Regions from separate parts of the Mus musculus genome. Here region 2 is linked to region 1. A link is a loop called in an ENCODE intact Hi-C map of the cell type or tissue named here. Cell type or tissue: left cerebral cortex. All regions are shown on one strand. Links, peaks and the distances in the headings refer to the core of each region. The heading gives the core; the rest is flanking DNA.

Region 1 (6,416 bases), core at 1-2,500:
CGGTCCTAGTCTGCAAGGTGGGTCACAACCGAAGAGCTTCTCTCTTACATGGTTTGGTGCTGCGGAGATTTCTGCTGTTCTGAGCAATGATCACGCTGATAGAAAGCTAGGAGCTAACGTTTGGCATCTCCGCTTCACCATGTATATACTGACCTCCTCCCACCCCTCACCCACGCCTCCCTTGAGCTGCCCCAGACTAAAAGGGATGCTGCCTTAAGTCAAAGTCTGTGCGCCAGACAGAGGGATTGTGTAGAAGACAGGCAAATCAATCACACCAAATATTAAATCAAGCAGGCGGCTAACGGACCCAGCGATAAACAAATGGGCTAATGTCAAATGACAGTTCAGGAACCTTTCAGATACTCATATGTGAATAGTATGCCTGTCTCCAAAAGCGCATACCTTCCACATACACGAACTGTGGCACACGTCCATTTGAGAAAGAACTGACAGACCACACACACTCACACACACACACACACACACACACACACACACACACACACACACACACACACGACCCTTTTCCCGTTTTCTGCTGAGATCAAATCTCTAGAGCTTCAAAACAGCAGCAGATTCCCTCACCTCACTGCCTGAGGATGGAGCACAGGAAGAAATGTATTAAGGGCTAAATAGGATAAGGGGGTTTGGGGGTTCTTTGCAGGAGCTTGAGTCAGCACTGCAAATCTTCGGAAACAGAAAGATAAGCAATAGCAGGCAGAGAGAAAGACACATAACTGTCCCTGCTGCTAAACCCTAGCCATTTCTTCAAACAGCAACAAATATGAGACATTTCATCACCATGCTGCATCCATATTGAGGAGGGAAAAAAAAAAAAAAAAGCATGTGCTCTGCTTTAAGCATTTTGGTCTCCGGAGATGGGAGGAGACCCTGTCCATATGCTGTGGGAGCTATCCACCACCCCAAAAGTACACTCTGCCAGCACCTAGCAGCGTACCACTTGCCTGACAGGTTCAGCAGCAAAGCGGTTAATCTATTTGACAGCAGGTTGTCTCTTACCGTAGGCAGCAGCGGCTCCATTTGGGCTCCCTGGTCTTTAATCTCCATGTTCTGTAACACCTCTGGAAAAAAAGCACCTTGCTCTGCAGTGTCTTCAGTGTCTTCCACTCAGCCGGGCACTCGCTCTGCTTAGTATTCGGATCAGGTAGCTCTGAAGCAGGAGGCAACTGCACACTCCAACTCACCAGAGTCACATGGCTCCTACTCACTCGGGCTGCTGGCCAGGTTTTGCACTGATTGCCTTGAATCCTTGGGCCGGTAAGAGAGATCCCCAAGCCCTGAATCACTGCCCACACCTGGATACTTGTATAAAGTACAGACGATGATGCTACAAGTCCAAAGGGCAGTGAGAATTTTGCCTGAGATGATAACTTCTTAAACAAATGAGTTCATGCTGGCCTCTAACCAGTTCAGTCTGATTTTGACACCTTAAGACACTCACTGCATTCCAGAATCCAATAGGAAATAATAGTTCAAATATGGTGATGTCAATGCAAAGTCTAAATAGGAGTTCTCTTACCTACTATCATTTAGTATGATATTTGAGGTAATATGACTTCAAAATTAGAATGTCAGTGAGCTTGAACCATTCACTAACTTAAAAATGTAAGTGGTAAAATAGACATTTACTATGTTTAAATTGTGAGAAACTGGCAAGTCATACACTATTAAAAAGGATTTTTTTCTAAAATTTGTCTCTCAAAACAGACAGGAATGGAAAATATTCTGACAATAGCAATAGCAATGACTAAAATATATTAAAGGTCAATTAAAAGGTGGCAAATCTGATCAGTAGCTTAGGCATATATTCCTTGCCTTAACTAGTTAAGTAATTCATGGAAGGAGAGGAGTCAAAGAACACCATTAGAAAAAAGACATTGGCGATGGTCTACACACACATTCTTTAAATAATTATGGAATTCATTTTGCATACATATTTCTTGAAATTAATTATGGGATCTGTCTTCTGAATGTGCAGTCAACCCCAGGGCTTCAGATATGCTAGGCAAATATTTACCGCTGAGCTGTATGTCCATCTCTTAGGTCTTTGAGAGAGGGTCTCAGTAAGAAGCAAAGAGTAGCCTTGAAATGGTTATCGTCCTGTCTCTTAGTCTTAAATGTTGAGATTATAGGGGGCGGCCAAAACAGTTCCTGGTTGTATCTATTTTAAGTAATGAAATCCATCTATCCCTGGACCTCAGACTAAGAATATAAAAGTTTAAAGTATATAAAAATAAAAATCTCTTAGGAGCTAAAAGAGGATGGCTATAATTTATTATAAACTTAAAAAGCCACCAGATTTTATAATCCTTAATGGTGGGAATTTACATAAAATAATATTAATAATACACTAAAGTTTATATATCTCTTATTGTAGATGGAATTATGGATAACTTTTTCATCTTCAATACAATTCTTAAAATAAGTTTTTATTGCTTTCTGGGAAACTACTAGTTTTTATACTGTAATGTTAAGAGTAACAGTTTTGTTCATAGGACATTTAGATTATACAATGGAACTGAATCTTAAGATATTTGACTAGGAATAAGTGGGCTCAACTTGATTTTCTACAAAAAAATTGATGAGTAAGTAAGTGTTCCTACCCACACACATAACCGTAACAAACAATCAGAAATGATTTATATGAATAACATAATAAAACTGTCCTTTGAACATTAATTTCTATTTAGTAACTAATCCTAAGTCACCTAGTTTATATTTTTTCTAAATTAATTTAAACATAATGAAGAAAATTCTGACTTTTTTTAAAACTTTTTTAAAGATTTATTTATTTTATGTATATGAGTACACTGTAGCTGTACAGATGGTTGTAAGCCTTCATGTGGTTGTTGGAAATTGAATTTTAGGACCTCTGCTCGCTCAGTCCCTGCTCCCTCCTGCCCAAAGATTTATTTATCATTATACATAAGTACACTGTAGCTGTCTTCAGACACACCAGAAGAGGATGTCAGATCTCATTTCGGGTGGTTGTGAGCCACCATGTGGTTGCTGGGATTTGAACTCAGGACCTTTGGAAGAGAGGTCAGTGTTCTTACCTGCTGAGCCATCTCGCCAGCCCCCAAAATTCTGACTCTTAATTCCAAGTGAGACAATAAAAACAAAATTGCATTTAAATTCCTATTAATCATCATTTTCTACAATATGTATTAATAAACTCTGAATGTGCTTTGCTGGAACAACCATTGCTTTGGTACTCTACCAACAGTTCCAGTGTAATAGGAGTCACCAGACCCTACTGCTAAAGCTCAAGGTCAATAAGATGGCTCAGCAGGAAATGGTGCTTGCCATCAAGCCGAAGGAACAGACTACATTCCCAGAACACTCAGAGTAGAAGGAGAAAACAAACTCTCACAGATATACACGAAATATAACACAATAGTAATAAATAGTGTAATATAAATTTTTAAAAATCCTATCTTTCTATATATCTCTGATCCAAAAGCATGAAATACTTGCCTAGAAAAATGAAAGAAGAAAAAGGAAATTATCCTCATTTAACCTACTATATCTATTTCATAAAATATCTTAAAGTTAATGGCCAAAGCCTGAGATAGTGGATCAATAAATACCCTAACCAACTCATATAAAACGAGCAATAGCTGGAGAGAGAGTGCTCACTCATCACTAGGTAATGGAATTTTTACTAAGAAAACAGTCTTCTAGCACAGTATCATTGGTTTCAAAATTCTGGTGGTAAAGAGAAATAAAAGAGAAGAGAAATTCCAAACTGCATAAGGAAATATGAAATGCATGAGTATATCTTATCTGTACATTCTTGGTGGAGGCTAGGAGGTAAATTATCCGGGGGTTTCCGTTTTGAAACTTGCTCGAAAGTGAATTCTGTATAATTCCTAATCCATAGTATTTCCCCTTAAGCCTAGATCAGCAGTTCTCAACCTGTGGGGCACTACCCCATATCAGGTATTTACATCACAATTCAGAGCAGAAGCAAAATTACAGTCACAAAAAAAAAATTATGGTTGGGATCACCACAACATGAGAAACTGTATTAAATGGCCACAGCATTAGGAAGGTTGAGAACTGACCTAGATGATTAAAAATAGGCTTCTCTTGCTTAGAAATCCAGTAAGAATCTATTGAAGCCTAACAGCCAGATTGGAAGCATCATATTAAGAACTGTATGACTCAGTTCATCAAAGGAAATAAAGTAATGTTCTATACACCCTACAAGAATGTGACAATAGTCTTATTTTCATTCTATTAAGTTTCAGATACTGTGTTTACTAATGATATTTTTCCTGTCATCTGCAGCAATATTAAAGTGGAATTTTCCTCTCTGAAGAATGAAATGAGAGTAGGGATCAGCCGGAGTCCAGCTTAGAAAGAGGCACTAGGGAAAGCATTGAACAATGAGCTAACCTCATCTCTAGCTGCCCTGTCCTAACCAATCCCTTTGTTGGTAAGGAAAGAGAAATAATCTCTGTGTGAGCTTCCTTCCATGATCTGTCCTGCATCCTGAGCCTCTTGCTGAGCTCAAGTTCATCTCCTCTCTCAAGTGTACAAACCACACTGCACTCAGTGTACTCTCAGTTCCTACTTCTTTTTGCTATTTTAAGATCTAGGAATAAGATATTCCCATTAACACAATGTTTACCTTGCACAAGAGGCCATCTAATGTATTTGAAGGAAACACTGGGTTCTAGAAATTACTACCAACACTAATATTGAAAAAAAAAGATTTATTTTTCAGGTTTTTTTTTTTAAGTATTGGATTTCTAGCTTGGATCTCAAAGTCCCTTGCTTTTTTAATATAAAATATCTGAACATTAGGCTGGCAATGACTTTAAAACATTTTGCATCTGGTAGCGCATCCAGCACTGTTTATATCCTCTCTTTATGCTCTGTCCCAGCAAGTCTATATCTACTGGGACACGTACAGATGTTCTGAGCAATTTAAAACATATTTTATTGATTTGTAAGATGAATCAATCAAAGCACTGCATTGAATTTACCTGACTCAAAAAAAAAACTGTTTTCTTTTTTTTTAAAGATTTATTTATTTTTTATTTATATGACTACACTGTCACTGTCTTCAGACACACCAGAAGAAGGCATCAGATCCCATTACAGATGGCTGTGAACCACCATGTGGTTGCTGGGATTTGAACTCAGGACTTCTGGAAGAGCAGCCAGTGCTCTTAACTGCTGAAGCATCTCTCCAACCCCAAAAATGTTTTCTTATCAGCTTAAAAAAAATGAATCCTGATCACTATGGGGAAAGCTAAGCATGCCTACTATAAAACATAAATGTGGGACATAGTTACCCACAACTGGAAAGTCACTACTTAATCTCATTTTACAGATGCTTTGGGGCCCTAACTTGATAGTAATTTTAACCAATCACCAGAAAAAGAATATGCAAACTAAGTAATGTATTTCAGAGTTGTGCTGAAGCACAAACTAAAAGAGACAGTTTAAACCACATGTCTCTGAGATCACAGCTGGTTTTCCCAATCTTGAAATTTGAACAATTTTAAGTTCTTAATTTTAAGGTGGTGTCTTAACTTATCCTGAAAGGGAATTCTTACAGTCTATGTCCTCAGTTGATGGCTGAAAAACAGTATCTTAGTCCAAACTAGCTCAGTTCAATAGGAGCTAAAGGGCTATTGTGCACTAGAAAGTACATTGAAACAAATAAGACATGGGCTCTGCTCAGAAAAGGCCACAATTTAGACCTGTTGTTATGCATTATAATGCTCGATTCTACACCCAAAGGTCTGGGTCTACCAGTGACTCTCATGTTTACTAGCTTTGTGGTGCAAACCTTTGCTCCTTGACTTAGTACTATTGGTTAAATAGAATTGGCTGCAGGCAGTTACTGGTGGAATTAGAGGAAGGTGGGTGAGAAGTGACCTGGTTGGAGGAGAAAGATGGGAAGAGGAGGAAGTCACTTTGAGGGCAAATGAACAATGAGCACATGGCCAGGAGAAACAGCAAGTATCTGGGGTACACTGCTGGGGAGGGAGCCAGGCTAGCAGTTAGAATAGTAGATTAGGGGTTACCCCCTAGTCACTGTCAAGGCCAAATAAAATAACCATAGTCAGAGTCTCACGTATTTGTAAGCTACTCAGCAATGAGGTTAAAATGGTTGTATTACAATTATTTGACAATATAGCTACATAAAAATTATATGTGAAAAACAAGAGACCGAAGTCTAAAACTTGAGATAAAATGACTTTTAATGACATTTTTCTCATCCTTACCATAAAGATTTAAACTCCTTTAGGTGTTTCTTTTGTGGGAAAAAGTTAAATTTTCCCTTCTTTGACATAAAAAAACATTATGTCTCAACTTACTACTTCCCCAATTATCAACCATTTTTTCTAATTATTACTGTCTTTACTAAATGGCCT
Region 2 (2,500 bases), core at 1-2,500, 410 kb before region 1:
GCAGACAGGCTGGACATCCCTTTTTAGGGGTCACCTGTGACTCTCTCTGTAGCTCTCGATCATTCAGCATCAATTTTAGCTCCTGGATTCTGATTCCTTCTCTCTAGGATACTATGAGCCAAATGCTCCCTCGAGGGCCCTGGCCATTGTTGGAAATCTCTCTCTCTCTGCCCTTTGAATTCTGGAGCTAGACGTGCTCCAGCCTGTCTGGATTTGATGTGTAATGTGCTCATCCCCATCTGAGTTGCGGAAACAGCTCCTTTGCCCCCTCCTTTCTTCTCTCCTGGTAGATTGCCTTGGACTCTTAAGATTGAACCATTCCTCTGAGGTTGCCCTAGCCTGTTAGAAGGGGCCCCTCCCTCTGAGAGACTTCAGGGGTGTCCAGTTTGGTCTTGGAGAAAACTATCACTAACTGTCATGTTAAAGTCTGCCAAATGGATTTGGTGGGCCATTCCCCTTCCCCACTGAGTTCCCTGCCTTGCTTGGTTTGTGGATACATTTATTTAAAAAAAAATAAAGATACTAATATCCCTAGTGATTGCAAACATAATAGTATAAAACAGTGAATTCAAAATAAAGTAATAAATGATATATTTTAGTAAAATAAGATCTTTTCCTAAAAAATTAAAGATACCACTTTATAGTTCACAGTTTTAAGGGTTGAACCTAAGGCTTCATTCAAGGCCAGGGTTCTGCCCCTGTGCCACATCCCTTCTGCAGAATTTCTTCAGTCTGCTGTCTTCATCCTCTTTAAAACATGTAGGCCCTGATCTTCTGAGCCTCCCACCTATGAGAACTGTGATTCAAGACCCTCTAAGAGGGTTCCCAGAGGTGTCTTGTTGCTAAGCTTTGGGTAAACTAGAGTGAGAGAAACATTCTTCCTAACAATGCCCTCTCGATGCCTGTCTCCATATCATCATTTCCCATCTTGAAAATAGTTGTATCCACTCAAGTGGCAGAGAGAAAGTTGTGTATGGTGCGATCTAGCTATGCGATACTGCATCGGTTCTATCTTCGTGTCTCAGTCTCTAGCTTTAATTTTAAAACTCTATTACACAAGAAACAAAATAAAAACTAACCCAGTAGGTGGCACCTGCAGAAATACATACAGAGCATGTGTGGCAGATTGTATTTTCCAAAAATGGCCATAGCAATATTTATGTTCCCACATATTCTCCCAGAGCCTTGACATCCTTCCATCAAGCAGCGCAATCTATTCTCTTCCCTCTGAATATGGAACACCCCGAGCACACACTTCTAACAAATTTCAGTGTACTATAAGTGATGTTGCCCGACTTCCTAGATATGGTTAAAAAGAAGAAAAAGTCAACATAGCTTCTGGGTACTTTTCTTCTTCCATTCCCCTTCCCCATTCCTCCCTCTCTTTCTTGTTATATAATTTGTGGGACCCAGTGCAATCTGAAAATAAGCTTATTCATAATTAAGATCTCTAAGCCAAAGACCAGCTCAGAGTCATCACACACACACACACACACACACAAACACACACACACTCACTCACACATGGAACCTATGTACCTGTGTCACAGGTCACAAAGCTCATTCCTTCTTTATCTTCTGACCTTGGGAACTCAGAGCTAGGGATTCCAGTTGCTAACTGTCTGCCAGTGAAGGTTGTTGTGATACAACCTCCTAAACTAGAGCAGCTTGAACAGCATACATTTATTTCTACAGTTCTGGCACTAATGGCTTGTACCAGAGTACCCCTTGGGTCAGGTTCCACTGAGCACCCTATTTTTGTTTTACATACAGCCATCTTCTTGCCCTGTTTTGTTGTAGAAAGCAAGGGTACATGGCTGCTTTTTATAAGAGCATTTAATCTTTTCATTCACTCTGCCCATATTTTCCAATTCTCCCCTATATCCCCATTTGCACATGCCTTGATTTTGAGATTGGATTTGACTTGGGGGACATGAACATTTAGTCCAAAGAACACCCCTTGAATTACCCCTTAAGCACCAGCTTTAATTACCATTCATGTAAGTGGGCAAGCATGTAGATGATTCTAGACTCTGACCATCCACCTTTCTAAATGAAACCCAGACTTCACCAAACAAACAAACAACAACAAAAACAACACCCCCACATCTTCACTATGCCCTGTCCAGAGAATCTATGAACAAACTTTTTTTGGTGTTTGGCTGTTGTTGTTTGTGTTCGTTTTTTCTTCCTGGCACTATGTTTTGGAGTTGATACCCAGCCACAGAAACTAAAATAACATGACTGTAGCTATTACAACCCAGTCATTCACATTCTCTCTCTCTCTCTCTCTCTCTCTCTCTCTCTCTCTCTCTCTCTCTCTCTCACGCACACACACACACACACACACACACACACACGGGAGAACATCTTCTACATCTCTTGCAATAACACCTGTACCCTTCACAGGGTTGACAAAAAAAGCCTATGTCTCTACACTACCACCATCACAACCCACTAGCAAGAGAGTCCAATGGCCTTCCTGTACCACTGCTTCCTG

The links. A loop is a pair of places that touch in the nucleus more often than their neighbours do. Peaks named below come from ENCODE experiments on the same cell type or tissue, not always from the same donor. Only the 100,000 strongest peaks of a DNase experiment are listed, where the experiment ranks them.
Region 2: a loop joins it to region 1, with 2.9 times the contacts of the local background. A loop is called at or near these places in 2 of 42 quality-filtered maps.

What each region holds. Positions count from the first base shown.
Region 1 is chr2:62,041,297-62,047,712 of GRCm38, reverse strand. It overlaps Slc4a10 (solute carrier family 4, sodium bicarbonate cotransporter-like, member 10), which reads right to left and starts at 1,198. Exons shown (of 26, transcript NM_033552.3): 1 at 1,021-1,198. The coding sequence starts at 1,068. In left cerebral cortex, for the core only: no CTCF peak of the experiment used is centred there; a DNase peak (open chromatin) is centred at 1,176; H3K4me3 peaks cover 1,678 bases; H3K27ac peaks cover 1,717 bases.
Region 2 is chr2:62,450,822-62,453,321 of GRCm38, reverse strand. No RefSeq gene overlaps it. Among named protein-coding and RNA genes, the nearest start is that of Gm13561, 3.0 kb to the left of the region's middle. In left cerebral cortex, for the core only: a CTCF peak has its summit at 1,074 (motif pointing right); a DNase peak (open chromatin) is centred at 1,137; H3K27ac peaks cover 550 bases.